Regions from separate parts of the Homo sapiens genome. Here region 1 is linked to region 2. A link is a contact called in ENCODE Hi-C or POLR2A ChIA-PET data. All regions are on one chromosome and are shown on one strand. The core of a region is the stretch at or near the end of the contact, and the rest is flanking DNA. Distances in the headings are between cores, read along the strand shown.

Region 1 (5,749 bases), core at 2,440-4,939, 220 kb before region 2:
GAAGAACTCACCTTAGCATGTTTTGCAGGACAGATGTGGCGTTGACGAAATCTCTCTGCTTTTGTTTGGCAATGTCTTTATTTCTCCTTCACGTTTGAAAGATTGTTTTGGCAGGGCACTGTGGCTCACACCTGTAATCCCAGCACTTTGGGACGCCAAGGCAGGTGGATCGTTTGAGGTCAGGAGTTCAAGACCAGCCTGGCCAACATGGTGAAACCCTGTCTCTACTAAAAATACAAAAATTAGCCGGGTGGTAATGGCGCACACCTGTAATCACAGCTACTCGGGAGGCTGAGGCAGGAGAATCACTTGAGCCTGGGAGGTGGAAGTTGCAGTGAGCTGAGATCGTGCCACTGCACTCCAGTCTGGGCAATGGAGTGAGAACCTGTCTCAAAAAAAAGAAAAGAAAAGAAAGATATTTTCACTGGATATAATATGCTAGGATAAAAGTTTTCTCCTTCAATACTTTAAATGTGTCATGCCACTCTCTCCTGGCTCGTAAGGTTTCCACCAAGAAAACTGCTGCCAGACATGTTAGAGCTCCCTTAGAGTTCTTTTTTGTTTTGTTTTTTTGTTTGTTTTTGCTGTTTTTAGGAACTTTGTTTTATCTTTGACCTTTAGGAGTTTGATTATTAAGTGTCTTGAGGTCATCTTTTTTGGGTTAAATCTTCTTGGTGTTCTGTAATCTGGTACTTGAATATTGATATTTTTCTCCATGTTTGGAAAGTTCTCTGTTATTATCTCTTTGAATAAACTTTCTTTCTTTCTTTTTTTTTTTTTTTTTGAGACAGAGTTTTGCTCTTGTTGCCGAGGCTGGAGTGCAATGGTGCAATCTCGGCTCACTGTGACCTCTGCCTTCTGGGTTCAAGTGATTCTCCTGCCTCAGCCTCCCGAGTAGCTGAGATTACAGGCATGAGCCACCACGCCTGGCTAATTTTGTGTTTTTAGTAGAGACGGGGTTTCTCCATGTTGGTCAGGCTGGCTCCAACTTCTGACCTCAGGCGATCCTCCCGCCTCAGCCTCCCAAAGTGCTGGGATTACAGGCGTGAGCCACCGCACCTAGCCCCACTTTCTTTTTTTTTCTTTTTTTTTTTTTTTTTTTTTTTTTTTTGAGACTGAGTCTCACTCTGTCACCCAGGCTGGAGTGCAATGGCGCCATCTTGGCTCACTGCAACCTCCACCTCCCGGGTTCAAGTCATTCTCCCACCTCAGCCTCCTGAGTATCTGGGATTACAGGCACACGCCATCTTGCCTGGCTAATTTTTGTATTTTTGTAGAGATGAGGTTTCACCATGTTGATCAGACTGGTCTTGAACTCCTAACCTCAGGTGATCTACCCACCTCGTCCTCTCAAAGTGCTGGGATTACAGGCATGAGCCACCACACCCTGCTAAGTAAACTTTCCACCCCAGTCTCTCTATCTCTTCTACCTCCTCTTTAAGGCCAATAAGTCTTTGATTTGCCCATTTGAGGCTATTTTCTAGATCCTGTAGATGTGCTCCATTATTTTTTATTCTTTTTTCTTTTGACTCCTCTGTGTATTTTCAAATAGTCCGTTTTCAAGCTCACTAATTCTTTCTTCTGCTTGATCAGTTCTGCTGTTGAGAGCCTGATGCATTCTTCAGTTTGTCCATTGAATTTTTATTTTAGCTCCAGAATTCCTGCTTGATTCTTTGTAATTATTTCAATCTCTTTGTTAAATTCATCTGATAGGATTCTGAATTCCTTCTCTGTGTTATCTTGGATTTTGCTGTTTCCTCAAAACAGCTATTTTGAATCCTCTGTCTGAAAGGCCATAGATCTCTATCATTCTGGAATTGGTCACTGGTGTCTTATTTAGTTATTTGGTGAGGTCATGTTTTTCTGGATGGTCCTGATACTTGTGGATGTTTGTTGATGTCTAGATATTAAAGATTTAGGTATTTATTCTAATCTTCACAATTTGGACTTCCTTGTACCCGTGCTTCTTGAGAAAACTTTCCAAATATTCAAAGGGAATTGAGTGTTGTGATCTAAGTCTTTGGTCATTGCAGTCATATGTGCATTACAAGGCAACCCAAGCCCAGTAACGGTGTAACTTTTGCAGACCCGTAGAGGTACTGCCTTGGTGATCTTGGATAAGATCCAAGAGAATTCCCTGGATTACCAGGCAGAGTCTCTCGTACCCTTCTCTTACTTTCCACCAAACAAATGGAATCACTTTCTCCATGCTGAGCTGTCTAGATTTGGGGGATGGGTGGCACAAGCACTTACATCGCCATCACTGCTGAGAGTGTGTTGGGTCACACCTGAAGCCAGCACAATACTGGGTCTCACCCAAGGCCTGTGGTGACCTGATATTTATTCAATGCCCAAGAGCTTTTTAGTTGGCTGGTGGTGAATTCTTCTGGGACTGTCTTTTGCTTCAGGGCAGTGGGTTCCCTTCTGGCCCAGGGTGGGTCTAGAAATGTCACCCAGGAGCTATGGCCTCGAATGGGGGCTTCAGGACTTTAGTGCTTTATTTTACTGTGGCTAAGCTGGTGTTCAAGTTGCAAGATAAAGTCCTCTTTAAGTCCTCTTTACTCTTTCCTCTCCTCTTGGAATTGCGAGCTGTGCTGCCTGGGGTTGGGGGACAGGCCTTGGCCATGTCAGCTAGTGTTTCACTGGGTTGCATGCACACCAAGCCTACTGGCTCCAAGGTCGGCCCAGTACTGCGACTTGCCCAGGAATTGTGGTCCTTGTGGCCTAAACTGTCTTTCAAGTTTATTTAGTACCCCAGAGCACTTGAGCCTGCAGTGGCAGGGCTTGCTAGAACTCCGGTTCTGACTACCAAGACGAACCCTTCTCCTCCAGCTAGGACTGGTCTAAATGCTCCCTCCATGGGCACCAGCCTAATTCTGCCCTGTGTTGCTTTCCACTGTATCAGGGCAGCACTGAGTTGCAATGCAAAGCTCCATAATGACTTCCCTCTCCCTCTTCCAAAGACACAGATTCTCTGCATCATGCTGCGCTCCTAGGGGAAGGGCGAAGGGTAGTGTGAGCAATTCAAGGCTGTCTTTCCCACCCTCTTCAGTGCCTCTTCCTTGATATGATGTTAAAACCAGGTACTGTGATTGCTCACCTTATTTTCTGGTTCTTTTGAAGGTGCTGTCTTCTGTGGATAATAGTTCAATTTGGTGTTCTTGAGGGGTGAGGTTGGAGGGGACAGGGTGGGATGATAGCTGGAGGGTTCTGTTTGGCCATCTTGCTCTCTTTATAGTTATTCTTCATTAAATAGAATCACCAAGGCAGGAAGGTGTCATTACTGCTTTGATTCCAGATGCCTCTAGGCTCGTAGGCCATTTGAAGGCTTCCAAAGCTCTGGCGATAGAATAGATTCCTTCATGGACCCCCATTCCTACTCCTCTACAGTATCCATGCCACGTGAAGATAGCAGTAGGAGAAGATTCCTCCAGCTTCCTCCAGAGTGTGAAGGGGGTGCTGAGGATGGAGCTTCTGAGCCTGAATCTCTGCCGACTCAGGAGACGTCAGAGTCTGTGTTCCGTGACTGGCTCCCCAGCAATCTCACCAGATGTGCTTAGATTTGGGTGGACTCAGTCACGCTGCCCAAAGCTGCATTCACTCATAGGGAGAGCAAGGGACCCACAGTACTGCTGCCATGTCCCTTTGAGGTGGCCTCTGTGTGCACCTGCTGGTCCTCCAGCCCAGTCTGCTCTCTGTACACAATCCCCATGAGCAGCATGAGTGCCAAGAACTGCTCAGTGCTCAGGTCTGGCACCTGGGCTTCTTTCACGTGCTCATAAGGCAGCCAGCGTGTTTCCCTAGGTACCCCGGAGGCTTTGGGCACAGAGGACCACACGTCCAGAAGTTTGGGCCATTCACATGTGTGCCATGTGGACCTCTCTGGAGAAGAGAGCTGGGTGCACATCTCAGCGTGTGCAATGGGCATGAGTGTGTTTGGCAAGCATGCTCAGGATGAAGATCACCCCCTCCTTTATCCCACTGCTTCCTGTAGCTTCCAAACCACCTCCTCAGAAGTGTCATCTCCAGCCACTGCTTCCTGTAGCTTCCAAACAGCCTCCTCAGAAGTGTCACCTCCAGCCACTGCTTCCTGTAGCTTCCAAACGGCCTCCTCAGAAGTGTCACCTCCAGCCACTGCTTCCTGTAGCTTCCAAACGGCCTCCTCAGAAGTGTCACCTCCAGCCACTGCTTCCTGTAGCTTCCAAACGGCCTCCTCAGAAGTGTCACCTGCAGCCACTGCTTCCTGCTCTTTCACATTTTCTTTCTTCTTTGTCTGTGCTCTGTGGTTTGGCATCTGCCCCAGCTGCTCTGCTGCCGTCTTGTCTACCATCCATGCATGAATGACTTCCTTAAAAACACCGCCTTGTCTTTCCGTGGTCCTTCTCCTTTTCCTTCCTTCCAAAGTTGTCACCGTGGACCTCCTCTTCCACCCCCGTTCAGGAAACTGTTCCCTCAGGCTCACCTGACCTAGCCCTTTCCAGTTTCCTTAGCACCTGGGCAGGTCCTTCCGGGTGACTCATCCCATCCTAGCAAGCAGATTTTGGGGACATACCTAAGAGCTCTCCCCTGTTCTTCTGGTGAAGCATTTTCTCTTTTCAGAGAAGTCACTGCAAGCCAGGGTGACTTGCTGATTTGAATCTTCAGCCCTGACTCCTCTTCTGAGTTATAATTACTGCCTGGACATTGCACCCTGGGGGATCTATTCAGACTGAACATGACCAACGGTGAACTTGTCTCCCCCACCTTCTGTCCTGCCCCAAATCCTCACCCTAGTATCTGTTAGGAGGGCACCTCTTTCAGCCCTCCAACCTCTAGAGCCAACTTTGACCCTTCCATATCCTTCTTCCCCTGGAAAGGGACACCAAGTTCTGCTTTTCCTTGAAAATCCTTTAGATTTGCCTCTAGTCTCTGTCCTTGTGACCTCTGGCAATAGCTTCTGCTCTGGGCTCCCGCTCCAGTGCCCCATTTCTGGACTTCAACACAATTTGTTTTCTTTTCTTTTCCTTTTTTTTGAGACCAAGTCTCACTCTGTCACCCAGGCTGGAGTGCAGTGGTGCGATCTCGGCTCACTGCAACCTCCGCCTCCTAGGTTTAAGGGATTCTCCTGCCTCAGCCTGGGACTACAGGCTTGTGCCACCACGCCCGGCTCATTTTTGTATCTTTTAGTGGAGATGGGGTTTCACCATATTGGCCAGGCTGGTCTTGAACTCCTGACCTCGTGATCCACCCACCTCAGCCTCCCAAAGTGCTGGGATTACAGGCATGAGCCACCACACCCACCACATCACCCTCTGCTCAAAAACCTTAAGTGGCTCCTTCTGGCCCAGGATGGGTCAAGTCCAGGTTCTAAATCCCCATGTAACCTGGCACCAACCTACCCATGTCCAACCATATTTCCCACACCCTCCCCAGACATTCATGGAACAGCTCTTCAAGGCACTGGCCCAGGTTCTAGGGGAATCAAGGAGGAGGAAGCCTGGTCTTCTCCTTCAAGACCTTTTCAGTGAGGTGGAAGCTGGAGGTGGGGCATGTAGCTAGGCACAGGAACTCTAATGACGATGTAAGTGGCATTGTCACAGGCAGGTCATGTGACACGGGAGCACAGAGAAGAGTACCATTAGGTCAGACATATCATACATGTGGCTTGTGACATCCTATCAACATGAAACATAGCTGTGTTTCTTAAGCCATTTTGTTCACAACACAGCCAATGAATTCTTGTGACAATGTACCAAATTATTCAAAACAA
Region 2 (5,531 bases), core at 1,634-4,133:
CTGCACCCTCCGCCTCCCGGGTTCAAGTGATTCTCTGCCTCAGCCTCCTGAGTAGCTGGGACCACAGGCGGGTGCCACCACATCTGGCTAATTTTTGTATTTTTAATGGAGATGAGGTTTCACTCTTTTGGCCAGGCTGGTCTTGAACTCCTGACCTCAGGTGATCTACCCACCTCAGCCTCCCAAAGTGCTGGGATTACAGGCCGACTTAAATAATAGATGACATAAAAAAGTAAAACGTAACTATGCGGGAAATAAAAACTTTAAGTGTATTAGAATAATGATACAAATTGTGATATGAAGCTCTTCTAAAATGTTATAGAACTTTAGTTTTTAAATAATGAAAAAGGGTAGCTGGCAGATGAATATTACAGGGCCATTTCATTAGTCTTTTTCCTCCCCCATCTGTCAGATATTTGATTCAAGTGGCAGCCATGGATTTTCTGGAACTCAGCTACCTCAAAACTCCAGTAACTCCAGTGAGGTAAACTTTGCTATAGATGGCCGCCATCTTGTTTTACATGAATGACACAAATGCTAACTTTTTCTGTTTTTTTTTGTTTGTTTTTGTTTTTGTTTTTGAGACGGAGTCTGGCTCTGTTGCCCAGGCTGGAGTGCAGTGGCACGATCTTGGCTCACTGCAAGCTTCGCCTCCCGGGTTCATGCCATTCTCCTGCCTCAGCCTCCCGAGTAGCTGGGACTACAGGCGCCCGCCACCACGCCCGGCTAATTTTTTGTGTTTTTAGTAGACATGGGGTTTCACCGTGTTAGCCACGATGGTCTCGATCTCCTGACCTTGTGATCCACCCACCTCGGCCTCCCAAAGTGCTGGGATGACAGGGTGAGCCACAGCACCCGGCCACAAATGCTAACTTAAGCGAGGAATGCTGGTTCAGAATCTTTACATGAACTCCTTGAAAATAGATTTATAATTAAAATGGTCCCAGTAGGTATTCTCTAAAGAGATAGTCTTGAATGCCAAGCATTTTGGAGGTATCTAACCTCATGTTAACTCCATTTTAAAATTAGTGACATGACTAGACTGAAGTCATAATAATATCTTTGATTTATACATCTCTATTCCTCAGCAGTACTTACCTTCGTTTGAGAGTTCAGTGAATACAAAATTGCATTTTCCTCTCAGGGTTGTCAGGGATCTTCACATAGATAGTACATTCTATGCTGTGTCTCTCCAGGCGCCGTCAAGGGGAGCCTGAGTAATGTCTCCTCATCCCTAGAATTGCTTCTGACCAAACAAATCCTCAGAATGATTTCTGAATGAAATCCTAGAGCATGAAATCCCAGATGTGCCTATGCCTCTTCCTAGTGCCTTTTTCAAACCCACAACATCCCCATGAAGCTGTGTTATTTAATTTCTCCTCCACCAAATAATTTTTTTTTTTTCAGATGGAGTCTCACTCTGTTGCCCAGGCTGGAGTGCAGTGGCGTGATCTCGGCTCACTGAAACCTCTGCCTCCCAGGTTGAAGCAGTTCTTCTGCCTCAGCCTCCTGAGTAGCTGGGATTACAGGCACCTGCCACCAAGGCTGGCTAATTTTTGTATTTTTAGTAGAGATGGGGTTTCACTATGTTGGCCAGGCTGGTCTTGAACTCCTGACGTCGCGATCCACCCACCTCAGTCTCCCAAAGTGCCGAGATTACAGGCGTGAGCCACTGCACCCAGCCAGTTCTTACTCTGCACTTACCATCTCTTACTGTTAGCCACTCTGTCAAGTGCGTATGTCATGGCTCCCAGGAAAGCTTGTAATCGATATAGTTTATATATGCCCTATTTCTATTAGATGTAGTCATTTAATGGCTGAGGATGACTGATTTGTAATAAAGGCCCATAATTTTAGGGTCCTATCTCTTCCAGCATTATATAACAATGTAAAATTCTTACTTTGAAAGTTAAGAGGCCTGGCATGGTGGCTCGTGCCTGTAATCCCAGAATTTTGGGAGGCTGAGTCAGGTGGATCATTTGAGACTAGCCTGGGCAACATGGTGAAACCCTGTCTCTATCAAAAATGCAAAAAATTATCCGAGTGTAGTGGCTTGCTCCTCGGAGGCTGAGGTGGGAGGATTGCTTGAGCCTGGGAGGCAGAGGTTGCAGTGAGCCAAGATCGCACCACTGCACTCTGACCTGGGTGGCAGAGTAAGACCCCATCCCTGAAAAAAGAAAGTTATGAAACTATAGCATCAGTACACTTCCTATTAACAGAGTTTATGTTGGACTTTGAAAATAAATTTTGCTGATGTAGCCACTTACAGTGAGAATTTAAGCTTAGTGCTTAAGATGGGCTCAAATCAACAGGTCCCATCGATGCTCTAAGGAGTGAGAAGAAACTATGATTTCTGCATTTGTTTTACTCCTATTTGTTTTAGCTAAGCATTACTTGTGATGTAGGGATACTGAAGAAATTCCTTTCATTTATAGGACAATTTTAATGCAGCCTCTGTAATTTCTGTGCTATCGTACCCAGATAACTAGATTCAGATAGAATGGCAGATAGAACTAAGGGTGTAATTTGTTTTTTTATATCTCTGGGACTTAAAATTCTGCCTGAGCTGGCTAAATAATTAATATTTCATTTTGCTACTTTTCATCTGCTAATCATTCTTGGAGAATACTTGTAACCTGCACAAACCTATTTTTATACAATAAGTACATTACGCCCATTTCTATAACACAGAAAGGCTGTTGTGAGGGAGGGGCCGTGTGCATTTTAAACTATTTCACTCTAATTGATGCATCATATAACAGCCCAACAGTGAGTCACCCTAATTCAAAATCTGTTAAGTCTGGAATAAAGCCAGTCTTACTTGAACATTTTTTTAGAGGACACTTTGGCTTGCCAAAAATGAAAGCTTTTCATAACGAACGTCTGGATGAGTAATAGTGAGTCTTACACGGCCTTTGAAGGGAGGTGTTTGTCATGGAGATTGTGACAACAAAGTCCCCACTAAGGCTCAGATGGCGGCAACCCCAGAAGCTTCATTGCAGAAATTGTGACAGCCCCTGGGCCTTGGCCCCTTCTTCTGGAAAATTGGCTTGGGGTATTCCAACTTTCTGTGGCAGTGAGTGAATGCAGTATTGTCATCTTAGTCATGAGCTGTAAACTGAAAAAAAAACCTAAAAAACCCCAAAAAACCCCAAAACCAAAACAAACCCCCTAATATTGTTTTCTTAAATGGAAAATATGAATGAAACAGCTTACTCTTCACCACAGTATGGTAATCTGTTTAGAGAGAATATTAATACACAACCCTACATAGCATATATATATGCATACAGCTAGCGAGCTAGCTAGATCCATCTTTGTTTTTCTTTCATATCAACCGATGTGTGGGCCTCAGTCCAAGAAGGAAATAAACACTTTCTCTTCTATGACATTTTACTGTTGTTAAGAAAACTGGGAGCGTGCAACTCCCTTTTGTGTTTTCTCCTCATCTCCCTTGCAAATAGACTTTCCTTTTATCAGCCACTGTGGTGGTTTGGGCCCATTTGTGACAGCCAGATTGTGATTTTGCTACTCACTTCCCTTCAGTGATCCAAGTAGTAATTACAAGCCATTTGATCCAAAAGCATCTGCTGTGAGAACACACGGAGTTTCAATTTTTTCTCCTTGCTGCATACTGAGCATAAGTAATTTGACATGTGGTTTCAGGACCATTGATGTAATAATAATAATAATAAATACTTCTGTGGAATGCCCTCCAAGGAGAGCTAAAGTGATTTGCAGACGTTCACTAGTCAGTCTGGAGTGACTGTGGCTGCAGCCCAGTGATGTTCCCGTGTCGTGATGGCCAGTTGGAGCTGACTGCAAGGTGATCTGAGCAGCAGTGGCCAGAACAGTGGCCCAGGGCTTTGGAACAAAGGATGATTCTCAGGAAGTTCTTTATAGTGGCCATCGCTGAAATGCAGTAGCTACTCCCAGTACAGTATAATGCCCTGATCCAGCCTCAGCTTCCAAAAAAAATCTTTACAATTTATGTCTTTCAAATGCAATTCCTCCCATCAGTCTCCTAACCACCCCACGAGGCTGGCGTTTTTAACCTCTTTTGAAGGTGAAGGAACAGAAGTGCAGAGGCACTAGATAACAGCCCCTAACAAGGCTGAGATTTGACCTGGATTGCCTTGCTATTATTGTATTTTTTCTGTCTCCATTTGCATTCTCAGGACCAGGAAACCTTGAAGAGGCTAGTTGGAAATATATATATATATATATATATATATATATATATATATATATATATTTTTTTTTTTTTTTTTTTTTTTTTTCTTTGATGGGAGGAAGTAGAGTAGGAGGCGTGGTAGGTGCGTAACAGTCCTGGCAAAGGTAGCCAACCGTGGAATTCTGGGTGGTTAAAAAGGTTAATTTAACATAGCAGCATCTTTGACATGGGTAACCTGGAAAAAGAGTTTTCCAGATGGCTCCATTTTTAATGCTTATTTTTAGGATTCTCTCTTCTTTTTATGAAAAGAATATTGGAGAATATTTCATCTGGCTTCCTGAAACTAAAGCATGTGTATTTTCAACTTGGATAGCATTGACCTTCCTTCAGAGAATTAATCCAACTTTCCCTCCAAATGGGCAAAGCTTACAACAACCTAAGAGATCTGTAAGCACCAAGTAGCTTTTTCTTTTTCTAGTTTTAATAAATTAATTTTAAATTCTTGGTGCTTCCTTTGAATAACCAGGTTTTACTTTTCTTGAACTGTATACATTTGTGAGGGTTGTGTGTGTGTGTGTGTGTGTGTGTGTGTGTGTCTGTCTGTCTGTCTGCCTAACACACACCAAAAATTACATTTAACTTTTCATTGAGGGACTCTCTTGAGAGGGTCTTACTCTTTGATGGCCTTGGCTTTGATAGGCGTCTTCTCTTCTATGGTTCACTAGATCTTGGGTCAACAGTGTAGACTCAGAAAACCATTGCTCAGAGCAGTTGTAGCACAGCACCTTGTTTAATGGATTTTAATAGGATTATTTCTTTTGTCCTTCCATCCTTCCATCTATCTGCACACTTTTCTCTTGTCCAGAACTTATTCTCCTTCAATAATCTGTTAATTTTTCTTCTCGAAGCTTCCAGAGAGCATTAAGAACTTGACACTATGTCAACAGATTTGAGTAAGATACTGAAAACGGACAGCGTTTACCCTTCTGCCTGTAATATGACTGTGAATTTCTAGTTGTATCCAGCTCAGCACTGAAGTTTTGGGTGTGTCCTGGGTGTGGGACGCACTGTGTTAATGGCTGAGGGAGAATGAGGATGCAGAAGACAAAGCCTCTGCTGGTATTCATCTTCTCCTGGTGCGGGACTTAGAAGTGACTCTCCTGTGAGCTGGGCTTTGCCAAATGCTGTACCAGGGACATAGGAGAGTAAACTCATCTAAGTGAGAGGACTTGAGGGCAGAGAAAGGAGAGATAGGAGAGAATTCATAAGACAGGGGCATTTTAAACCAGGTTGGAGGGTATATATGGTTTCAGCACTGACTCTACTTGTAAGGACGGTACAGCAGAGAGAGGAGATG

Evidence for each region. Hi-C counts contacts between places; a loop is a spot of excess contacts on that map. ChIA-PET counts read pairs that join two places held with the same protein, here RNA polymerase II (POLR2A). Pooled maps may share reads with other maps.
Region 1: a loop to region 2 is called in a map of GM12878, with 4 times the contacts of the local background. The contact joins two enhancer-like sites. A Hi-C loop is called at or near these places in 2 of 168 maps with a recorded cell type or tissue (Calu3 and GM12878) and 6 of 50 pooled maps. POLR2A ChIA-PET finds 5 or more read pairs at or near these places in 2 of 52 experiments (activated B cell and activated CD8-positive, alpha-beta T cell).

The regions. Positions count from the first base shown.
Region 1 is chr6:154,947,507-154,953,255 of GRCh38, forward strand. No RefSeq gene overlaps it. Among named protein-coding and RNA genes, the nearest start is that of TIAM2, 45 kb to the right of the region's middle. RefSeq lists an enhancer at 3,854-4,354. Within about 2 kb of position 3,690, at least 4 of the 41 ENCODE cell types and tissues checked have a DNase peak (open chromatin) inside an H3K27ac peak, as active enhancers do.
Region 2 is chr6:155,168,433-155,173,963 of GRCh38, forward strand. The region is part of intron 9 of TIAM2 (TIAM Rac1 associated GEF 2); the gene reads left to right. Among named protein-coding and RNA genes, the nearest start is that of CLDN20, 93 kb to the right of the region's middle. RefSeq lists enhancers at 2,815-2,874, 2,915-3,334, 3,365-3,424. Within about 2 kb of position 2,884, at least 18 of the 41 ENCODE cell types and tissues checked have a DNase peak (open chromatin) inside an H3K27ac peak, as active enhancers do.